Linked DNA regions of Homo sapiens: regions 1 and 2 are each linked to region 3. The links are chromatin contacts, found by Hi-C or POLR2A ChIA-PET in ENCODE. All regions are on one chromosome and are shown on one strand. Each heading gives the region's core, a stretch centred on a gene start or an enhancer-like site at or near the end of the contact. The rest is flanking DNA. Distances are from core to core; before and after follow the strand shown. Region 1 overlaps MED26 (mediator complex subunit 26). Region 2 overlaps KLF2-DT (KLF2 divergent transcript). Region 3 overlaps EPS15L1 (epidermal growth factor receptor pathway substrate 15 like 1).

Region 1 (3,002 bases), core at 267-2,766, 190 kb before region 3:
CTGCTGCCCACTGTAGAGGGAAGGGGGATGCATGTGAAGCCAGTGCCACCTAGACAGTGCCCGTCAAGCGCCTTGGGTAGAGAGCTGGGGACTCTGCTGTCTTTTTCCACCTCGGAAGTGGGGGAGTTTGTGCCTGAGCTGCTGTGGAGTGCAGAGGATCCCGTGTCCCTTCCCCAGCCAGACACGGCCTCTGACATCTCTAGAGCCTTTGAGCCATGTCAGCTCCAGTTGATGAGGTCTTTTCTTGTGGAGAAGGGAGGCTTTTCATTTCTTATGAGTAGGTTGATGAATAGGTTTAACAATCAACTAGAAATCCTCTAAGCCTCCTCTCCCCTCCTCCCAAAGAAAGAAAGATGGAAAGAAAGAAAAGTATTTAATATGTAAGAGTTTGGGAATTAGACCTGGATTCGAATCTCTACAGCTCCGTCTCCAAGTTATATGTCCTTGGACAAATCACATCAAATATTTATCAGTGCTATTAATACTCTCTATAAAGTGAGGACGTCCCTATCCTACTAAAGGTAAACAGTGCCTGAAAGGAAATTTAGTACCTAGTAGGTACTAAACATGTATAAGCCCCTTCTCGACTTTTCAGGAGCTAGGGGGTATTACACCCCTAGATGAGTTTGTAGATACTGAACTTTGATTTTCACAAATGCTGTTCTTTTTCAAGGGTAGTCTTTCCTTTAGTGTCAGCAAGGAGCAGTTACAAGACAACATTGCATAATTTACACATTTCTAAATGCTCCCTCGGGGGAAAACAGGAAGAAATTGGTTGTAGAACAAAATCCCAGACGTCAGGGTCCAGAGCCTCTTCCTTGGAAGAGGTGCTTAGGCTGAAATTCACAAGCAGGTTTAAAAGCTGCCTGTACTTTTCCAAATCTCTCTGTGCTGCAGTTGCAGGTGGGGATGATCAAAATACAACTTTGTGCACATGAAGCTGCCTTTCAGAAGCAATAGCCAATATTCTTCCTGTGTAGAGACATACTTTAGAATCAACAATTGTGGCTAGGCATGGTGGCTCCAGCCTGTAATCCCAGCACTTTGGGAGACCGAGGTGGGAGGATCGCTTGAGGCAAGGAGTTTGAGACCAACCTTGGCAACATAGTGACACCTTGTCTGTAGTAGAAATCACAAACATTAGGTGGGGCTGGTGGCATGTGCCTGTAGTCCCAGCTACTCGGGAGGCTGAGGTGGGAGGATCGCTTGAGCTGTGTAGGCTGAGGCTAGGGTGAGCCAAGATCACGCTACTGCACTCCAGCTTGGGTGATAGAGCGAGACCCTGTCTCAAGAAAAAAACCAAACACACAAAAAGTAATCATAATCATAAGATCTCCAAGATTTTACTGGACAGAAAAATGTTGACGTAATTGATACCTGGAACATATACCTTGCACAAAAACATGTGGGCAGAATGGCCTTGGTGGGTAATCAAGACTGGATGTTAAGCCAGCGGGTTGCTGTTTTATCTCTCCCGGCCTATCTCCTACCCCACCCCCAACAACCTGCATCACCCTGTTGGCAGGAGCTCAGAGCCACTGTCACCCTCTTGGAAACTATTTATGTAGCAAGAGGCATAGACATGCTCATGTCCTGTGACCCAGTAATTTTACTCTTGGAAGTTTATTTACAGGCTGAGCTTGGTGGCTCACGCCTGTAATCCCAACACTTTGGGAGGCCAAGGTGGCAGGATCGCTTGAGGCAAGGAGTTCAAGACCAGACTGACCAACATAACAAGACCTTGTCTCCATTTACTTCTTTTTTTTTTAATGAAGTTTATTTTTAAACAGCATGGGAGAAGCTTCAGAATCATGGTGCATCCACAGAGTCAAATAGCCTATAGCCGAAAGCGTGATTCTGAAGGCTCTATAGAAAAATGGGCAGGCCTTACCATGAGGGGGAAAGGAGTGGTTTTGTGACTCAGGCATCTGGATAGGCTGGATGCCTAAAGAACTAGAACTTGGGGTAAAATGGAAGCACTTGTGTTGGTTGGGGCAGGGGGAATGGGTTGGTTTGTTTTCCCCTATGCTCCATTGTCTTTTCAATTAAACTGTAAAAAAATGAAAATAAAAGTAGGCTGCTCTAGCCTGAAGAGCACTTGAGCACTATAGAGAGCAATCGGCTGTGGAGTGGATTGCGGGCCTCTATGTACTGCAATCAGTGGAGAGGATTAGTTCCCCTCTCATACGTTTCCGGAAGGTTCAGAACACTAGTGTGCAACATAACACTCCAGTCAAGGCCACCAGTCATGTTCTTCATGTTCCCAGAGGTCCATCCCACCAAAAATGACTGGACAACACCTGGTTTTCTCCACACAGTCAGTGAAGCCACACCCCATGGCTCTGCTAAACACCCTGGAGTGGTCCATGCCTCTGCCTTCCTCTCACCTTAGTCACCTACTCCACCTGTGAGGCCCGGGGGCTACTGCCAGGATGCATGTTCTCCAGCCCTCCTCTGCCCTCCATCTCGAGTCCAACCCTGGCCATTTCCCTCTTGGTCCTGTCCCTTCCATACCGATAAGCAGATGACACCACTGTCACTTCACATCCTTCAGTGGTTTTCCATCACCCTTAGAATAGACGCCCACATTCCTTATTGTCATGATCTACACATGCTACAGGCCTTGGGCCCTTCTTTCCTTTCTCAGCTTAACTTGAACCCTTGCCCTCATTCTTGTGGGAGAACCTTCTCCCTCATCCAGTTCTTGTGACAGTCGGACTTCTTCAGGCCTCTCCTGGCCACCCATTATACAGAGCCCATGCCCTCCTGCTGTCACACTGCTTTCAGCCTTCCATGTCATGGCACACATAGGAAACAGTGGCATCCACAGGGTGCAATGGGTAATTTGGAGGCGAGACTAGGGGAAAGTGCATGTGCTGTTTCTACCATAGAAATTATAAGGATGGTGGCTCACGCCTGTAACCTGTAATCCCAGCACTTTGGGAGGCTGAGGCGGGCGGATCACCTGAGTTCGGGAGTTTGAGACCAGCCTGACCAACATG
Region 2 (2,985 bases), core at 446-2,945, 130 kb after region 3:
GTCTCAAACTCCCGAGGTTAAGTGAGTCTCCTACCTCAGTCTCCCAAAGTGCTGAGATTATAGGCACAAGCCACCAAGCCCAGCTAATTTTTATATTTTTTGTAGAGATGGGATCTTGCTATGTTGCCTAGGCTAGTCTTGAACTCCTGGCCTCATGTGATCCTCCTGCCTTGGGCTCTCAAAGTGCTGGGATTACAGGCACCCACCACAATGCCTGGCCTGTAGGAAGTTCTTTTTACAACAATGTTGATTTATCCCATAGACACAGGGATATTCGGGTGATCTATTTCTCCTCCTCCTCCTTCTCCTCCTTCTTCCTCCTCCTCCTCCTCCTTCTTCCTCCTCCTCTTCTTCTTTCTACTTTCTTCTTCCTCTTATTCCTCCTCTTCCTCCCCTTCCCCTTCTCTTTCTTCTTCCTCTTATTCCTCCTCTTCTTCCCCTTCCCCTTCTCTTTCTTCTTCTTTCTTTTCTGTTTTTTTGAGACAGAGTCTCACTCTGTTGTCCAGGCTGGAGTACAATGGCACGATCTCAGCTCACTGCAACCTCCACCTCCGGGGTTCAAGCAATTCTCCTGCCGCAGCCTCCTGAGTAGCTGGGATTACAGTGGCCGCCACCATGGCCAGCTAATTTTTGTTGTTTAGTAAAGACGGGGTTTCACCATGTTGGCCAGCCTGGTCTCAAACTCCTGACCTCAGGTGATCCGCCTGCCTCGGCCTCCCAAAGTGCTGGGATTACAGCACGAGCCATCGCGCCCGGCCGATCTATTTGTTCTTAAGTAAGCTTTGGTAATTTGTGTCTTTCAAGGAATGTGTCCATTTCATCCCTGTCACTGAATATTTTGGCATCGAGATGTTTATAACATGTCCTTGTGATCCTTTTTGTATGTGTTGAATCTGTTGTGGGGTCACCTAGGCTTGGAAGCCTCAAACCCTGGCATTGACCCCAGACACAGGCTTTTGCTCTTCTTGCTGTCTGGGCAGCTGTTCCGATGGCAATGACAACTCTAAAAATCTGCTTGTGGCCAGGCGCAGTGGCTCATGTCTGTAATCCCAGGACTTTGGGAGGCCGAGATGGGGGGATCTCTTGAGCCCAGGAGTTCGAGACCAGCCAGGGCAATATAGTGATACCTTGTCTTAACTGAAATTCAAAAGAAAACTAGCCAGGCGTGGTGGCGTGCATCTGTGGTCCCAGATACTTGGGAGGCTGAGGAGGGAGGATCACTTGAGCCTGGGAGGTTGAGGCTGCAGAGAGCCGTGATCTTGCCACTGCACTCCAGCCTGGGTGACAGAGTGAGACCCTGTCTCAAAACAAAACAAAACAAAACAAAACAAAATCTGCTTATGAAAGGGCAGACATCCATTTCCCAGGTCACACCCTCCTAACTCCCAAAGCTTAACTTCTGTGTTTAGTGCTTACAACAGCATAGGAGCTATTGTTAGTTCCATTCTACAGATGGAGAAACTGAGTCCCAGCGTTAGGTGGCAGAGCCGGGATTTGAACCCTGGCTGCCAGCGCCCCCCAGCCTGGGTGCGCTACATCGTCACTGCCAGGCACAGCCAAAATCACGGCCCAACCTATCTGGGTGGCGGCGGGGGGCAGGGATTCCTCTACCCTGACAGCAGCTTGAGGTTACGTTCTTTGCTGGAGAAAAGCGTTTTGAAACAGAAACGCCCACGGTGTCCCTGACGCTGAGTTGTGGAAGTGAGGCCGACTTGGGGCTCTGAACTTGGCTGGTGTCTTCCCCAGCCAGGGGCCCAGAGGCGGGGGTTTGGCCTTCCCGAGGCCCCAAACCACCTGCTCGGCCCTGCGTCCAGCCGGCCGGCGCCCGAGTGAGCGAACAAGGGGACCCTCCGCTGTCTTTATATACCGGAGTTATTTTTAACCATCGCCTCCCAGAACATTACGGAGCTTCCTCTCTCCAACACGCAGGAAACCCTACTTGGCTGTGCTTCCTGCTAACACGAGGCCCTGCGATTGCTGAGAACAACAGCCCCGAGACTGCGCGGCTCCGGGGGGAAAAAAACCTGGCCCCCTTTCAAGCCTTGACAGAAAACCTTTCAGAGCCCTGAACTCCCACCAGCCCGAGGACGGCTCCGATAGCTCTGACAAATGAGCCGGGACTGTGCCCAGGGCTCCCAGGCTGGGAGGGGACCCCGGCTCCCTTGTTCCTTCCTAAGGTCGGAAAAAAAAGCGCGTGTCCCTTCCTCCACCACAGAGGAACAGAGAAGTGTTTGCATTGGTGGATTTTTAAATACTTGTTTATTTTTATTAAAGTGCAATTCACATGAAATTAACCATTTTTAAAGTAGTGGCATTTTATACATGCAGTGTTGTGCAACCGCCACCTCTACTTAGTTCCAGAATATTTTCATCACCTTAAAGGGATACCCTGTCCCCATTACCAGTCACTTCCCATTTCTCCACCCCCAGTCCCTGGCAAACACCAATCTGTTTTCTGGCCCTATGGATTTGCCTCTGTGGGCATCTCACATAGATAGGATTGTACAATATGTGGCCTTTTATGTCTGGTTTCTTTTACTCTAGGTAATATTTTCTTTTTTTTTTTAATTTCTTTTTTCTTTTCTTTCTTTTTTTTTTTTTTTGAGACAGAGTTTCACTCTTCTTGCCTAGGCTGCAGTGCAATGGCACGATCTCGGCTCACTGCAGCCTTGACCTCTGGGGTTCAAGCGATCCTCCTGCCTCAGCCCTGCACCATGTGCCACCATGCCCAACTAATTTTCCTATTTTTAGTACAGACAGGGTTTCACCATGTTGGCCAGGCTGATCTGGAACTCCTGACCTCAGGTGATCCACCTGCCTCGGCCTCCCAAAGTGCTGGGATTACAGGCATAAGCCACCGCACCCGGCCCAACTTCCAGTTTCTTCTTTCTGCCCACTCCCTCTCCACGTGGCTCATCAAAGTGTGGAGTTTGTTTCATGGTGGTTACAGCACAACCCCTCCCCATCCACCTGTGCATCCACTCA
Region 3 (2,883 bases), core at 212-2,711:
TCTGCCCGCCTCAGCTCCCAAAGTGTTGAGAACACAGGCATGAGCCATTGCACCCGGCCCTGGCTGGCTCCTTGATTGTGAGTGTCGCGGAGCCTCTCACCTCAGCTCCACAGGACCACTGTGTGCTGCTATTCAGATGCTGCCTTGGCCCATCTTTCAGGACATCCAAGAGCTATGTGGGCAGGGGACGCTTAGTTGTGGGGGACTGTCCTGTGCATTGTGGCCATGCCCCTGTGGCAGCCTCATTTGGGCACAAGAGGAGTGTTTTAGACCATTGGGCTGCTGTGACAAAGTGCCATAGACAGAGTGGCTTAGAAACAGACATTTCTCACGGCTCTGGGGGGTGGAAGTCTGTGATCCAGGCACCAGCAGATCCAGTGTCTGGTGAGGGCTCACTGCCTAGTTTGTAGACGGCCACCTGCTTGCCGTGTCCTCACATGGCAAAAGGAGCAGAGAGAGCCTTCTGGGGCCTCTTTTATAAGGGCACTAATCCCACTCCTGAGGCTCCACCCTCATGACCTCATCACCTCCCAGAGGCCCCACCTCCCAACACCATCCCATTGAGGGATAGGATTTGGACATAGGAATCTGGGGGGACATAAACGTTCCGTTCATAACAAGGAAAGAGAGTCGTTGCTGATTCTTTCTTCATCATGATGACACCCCAAAGTGCTGCTGTCATCCCCATTGAAGGCCAGTAGCCGGGGCCATTCAGATGACCCAGAGCTACAGGGACAATGCTTGGTCTCAGCACCCATTTCCACGGAAGGGCTGGTCTACTCCATGCCTGCAGCATCAGAGCCTGCCCCACGCACGAGATAAGCCAAAGGAAGAGGCAGCTGCATCTCAGCCCTAGTGAGGTTTTCCCAGGGGGTCGGCTCCTCAGCCCAGGTCAGGGGCTTGGGGTTCTTCAGCCCTGACAGCCCTCCTAGGGTGGGGGACACTGGGAGCGGGGAACCCCTGGGCCACTTCCTGGGAAGGAGATGTGAAGTAGGGAAGGAGCTGGGGCTTGCCACCACGCCCTGCCGTTGTTTTCGTCGCTGTCGTTTTTGAAAAGCAAGGGATCGGTGACTTGGGTTCAGGCTGAGTCGGCGCCTGTGATGTGTAATTAGCATCCCCACGTTTCTCCCAGGGCCCTGGCCGATACGAGGCAAACGGGGAAGTTAAGCAAAGACCAATTCGCGTTAGCTATGTATTTCATTCAGCAGAAGGTCAGTAAAGGCATCGACCCTCCTCAAGTCCTCTCGCCGGACATGGTCCCGCCTTCGGAGAGAGGCACGCCCGGCCCGGTGAGTGGTGCTGGTCATGCCCTGGGGGTATTGACATCCCTTCCCACCGCCTGCCACCAGGTGGCACTGGTGGCACACATGAGCCCACGGTGGCGGGTGCTGCCTGTGGTCCCTGCCTTCCTCAACAGGGGCCCCCGGGAGGGTGGCTTGGCTGCCCAGGTATTTCCCCAGGCAGGGGGCTGACACTTTTGCTACCTCACCCTGTGTACTAAAGGGACAATTTTATCCCTGGGCCCGAGAACTGCTGGTGCCTCCTGTCAGGTGATGTCAGGTTGCTAATTAGAGATCTCGCCTCTGAATTCAATTCTAGGACAGTTCAGGCTCTCTCGGCTCCGGGGAGTTTACTGGCGTGAAGGAGCTTGATGACATCAGTCAAGAGATTGCCCAGTTACAAAGGTATGTTGGAAACGGCCCTTCCCTCCACATCCAGATGTTACACGAACTCTCCCAGGTTGTTATCGGAAATATCAGAGGCTCACCTGGAAGTTTGCTCATCACAGGTTTATTCAGAAGGAAGGAAAAGATACAGCTTCTGAGGTCCTAAACTGGCTCAAGGGGCTTGAAGAATGACATCTTCCATTTGAATCAGCCTCAGCCAGAGCCCGTAGCATCTGTGTGGTCTCAGGCAGGTCTTGACCAGAGCCTGTGGGTGGCAGCTGTGTGGTCCCAGGCAGGTCGTGGGCAGAGCCTGTGGCAGCTGTGTGGTCCCAGGCAGGTCGTGGGCAGAGCCCGTGGCAGCTGTGTGGTCCCAGGCAGGTCATGGGCACAGCCTGTGGCAGCTGTGTTGTCCCAGGCAGGTCATGGGCAGAGCCTGTGGCAGCTTTGTGGTCTCAGGCAGGTCGCAGCTCAGTAGCCCCAGGCATCAGCCCCTCCCCAGTGCTAGGAAGGCCTTGTTATCCTTGACAGCTAGGGCAATTGGGTCTCAGATGGCGAGGAGCGGGCTTAGGACCCAGCAGCTGAAGGTGTGAAGGGGCCTCCAGGTCTGTGGCTCCCCTTCTTGCCTAGTGCCTTAGTTTCCTCATGTGTAAACGAGGGCTTTGGATGGGCTGTCTGTACTTTTAGAGTCTGGTATAAAGAAATGCAGTCACTTCCTGTATTCCCCTCTGGATCCTCTTCAAGAATGACATCCTTTTTTGTTGTTTGTTTTTCAGACAGGGTCTCGCTCTGTCACCCAAGCTGGAGCGTAGTGGTGTGATCATGGCTCACTGTAGCATCTGTTTCCTAGGCTTAAGCAATCCTCCCACCTCAGCCTCCCGAGTAGCTAGGACGCACCACCATGCTGGCTAGATTTTTTTTTTTTTTTTTTAATTTGAGACAGAGTCTCATTCTGTCACCTAGGCTGGAGTGCAGTGGTGTGATCTCAGCTCACTGCAGCCTCTGCCTCCTGGGCTCAAGTGATCTTCCCACTCACCCTCCCAGGAAGCTGAGAGTACAGGTGCATGCCACCATGCCTGGCTAATTTTTTTATATTTTTTGTAGAGATGGGGTTTCGCCATGTTGCCCAGGCTGGTCTCGAACTCCTGAGCTCAAGTGATCCTCTGGCCTTGGCCTCCCAAAGTGCTGGGATTACAGGCGTGAGCCACTGTGCCAGCCA

Evidence for each region. Hi-C counts contacts between places; a loop is a spot of excess contacts on that map. ChIA-PET counts read pairs that join two places held with the same protein, here RNA polymerase II (POLR2A). Pooled maps may share reads with other maps.
Region 1: a pooled map shows a loop between it and region 3 (4-fold over the local background). The contact joins two enhancer-like sites. A Hi-C loop is called at or near these places in 2 of 50 pooled maps. POLR2A ChIA-PET finds 5 or more read pairs at or near these places in 3 of 52 experiments (B cell, H1 and WTC11).
Region 2: a pooled map shows a loop between it and region 3 (2.3-fold over the local background). The contact joins two enhancer-like sites. A Hi-C loop is called at or near these places in 2 of 50 pooled maps. POLR2A ChIA-PET finds 5 or more read pairs at or near these places in 6 of 52 experiments (AG04450, BJ, PC-3 and 3 more).

What each region holds. Positions count from the first base shown.
Region 1 is chr19:16,610,590-16,613,591 of GRCh38, reverse strand. The region is part of intron 1 of MED26 (mediator complex subunit 26); the gene reads left to right. Among named protein-coding and RNA genes, the nearest start is that of MED26, 16 kb to the left of the region's middle. Within about 2 kb of position 1,516, at least 7 of the 41 ENCODE cell types and tissues checked have a DNase peak (open chromatin) inside an H3K27ac peak, as active enhancers do.
Region 2 is chr19:16,282,666-16,285,650 of GRCh38, reverse strand. It overlaps KLF2-DT (KLF2 divergent transcript), which reads left to right. Exons shown (of 2, transcript NR_186323.1): 2 at 1,930-2,292. Among named protein-coding and RNA genes, the nearest start is that of KLF2-DT, 41 kb to the left of the region's middle. Within about 2 kb of position 1,695, at least 33 of the 41 ENCODE cell types and tissues checked have a DNase peak (open chromatin) inside an H3K27ac peak, as active enhancers do.
Region 3 is chr19:16,416,354-16,419,236 of GRCh38, reverse strand. It overlaps EPS15L1 (epidermal growth factor receptor pathway substrate 15 like 1), which reads left to right. Exons shown (of 24, transcript NM_001258374.3): 11 at 1,133-1,289; 12 at 1,600-1,685. Among named protein-coding and RNA genes, the nearest start is that of EPS15L1, 54 kb to the left of the region's middle. RefSeq lists enhancers at 744-1,347, 1,493-1,542, 1,573-1,642 and a silencer at 1,313-1,392. Within about 2 kb of position 1,461, at least 8 of the 41 ENCODE cell types and tissues checked have a DNase peak (open chromatin) inside an H3K27ac peak, as active enhancers do.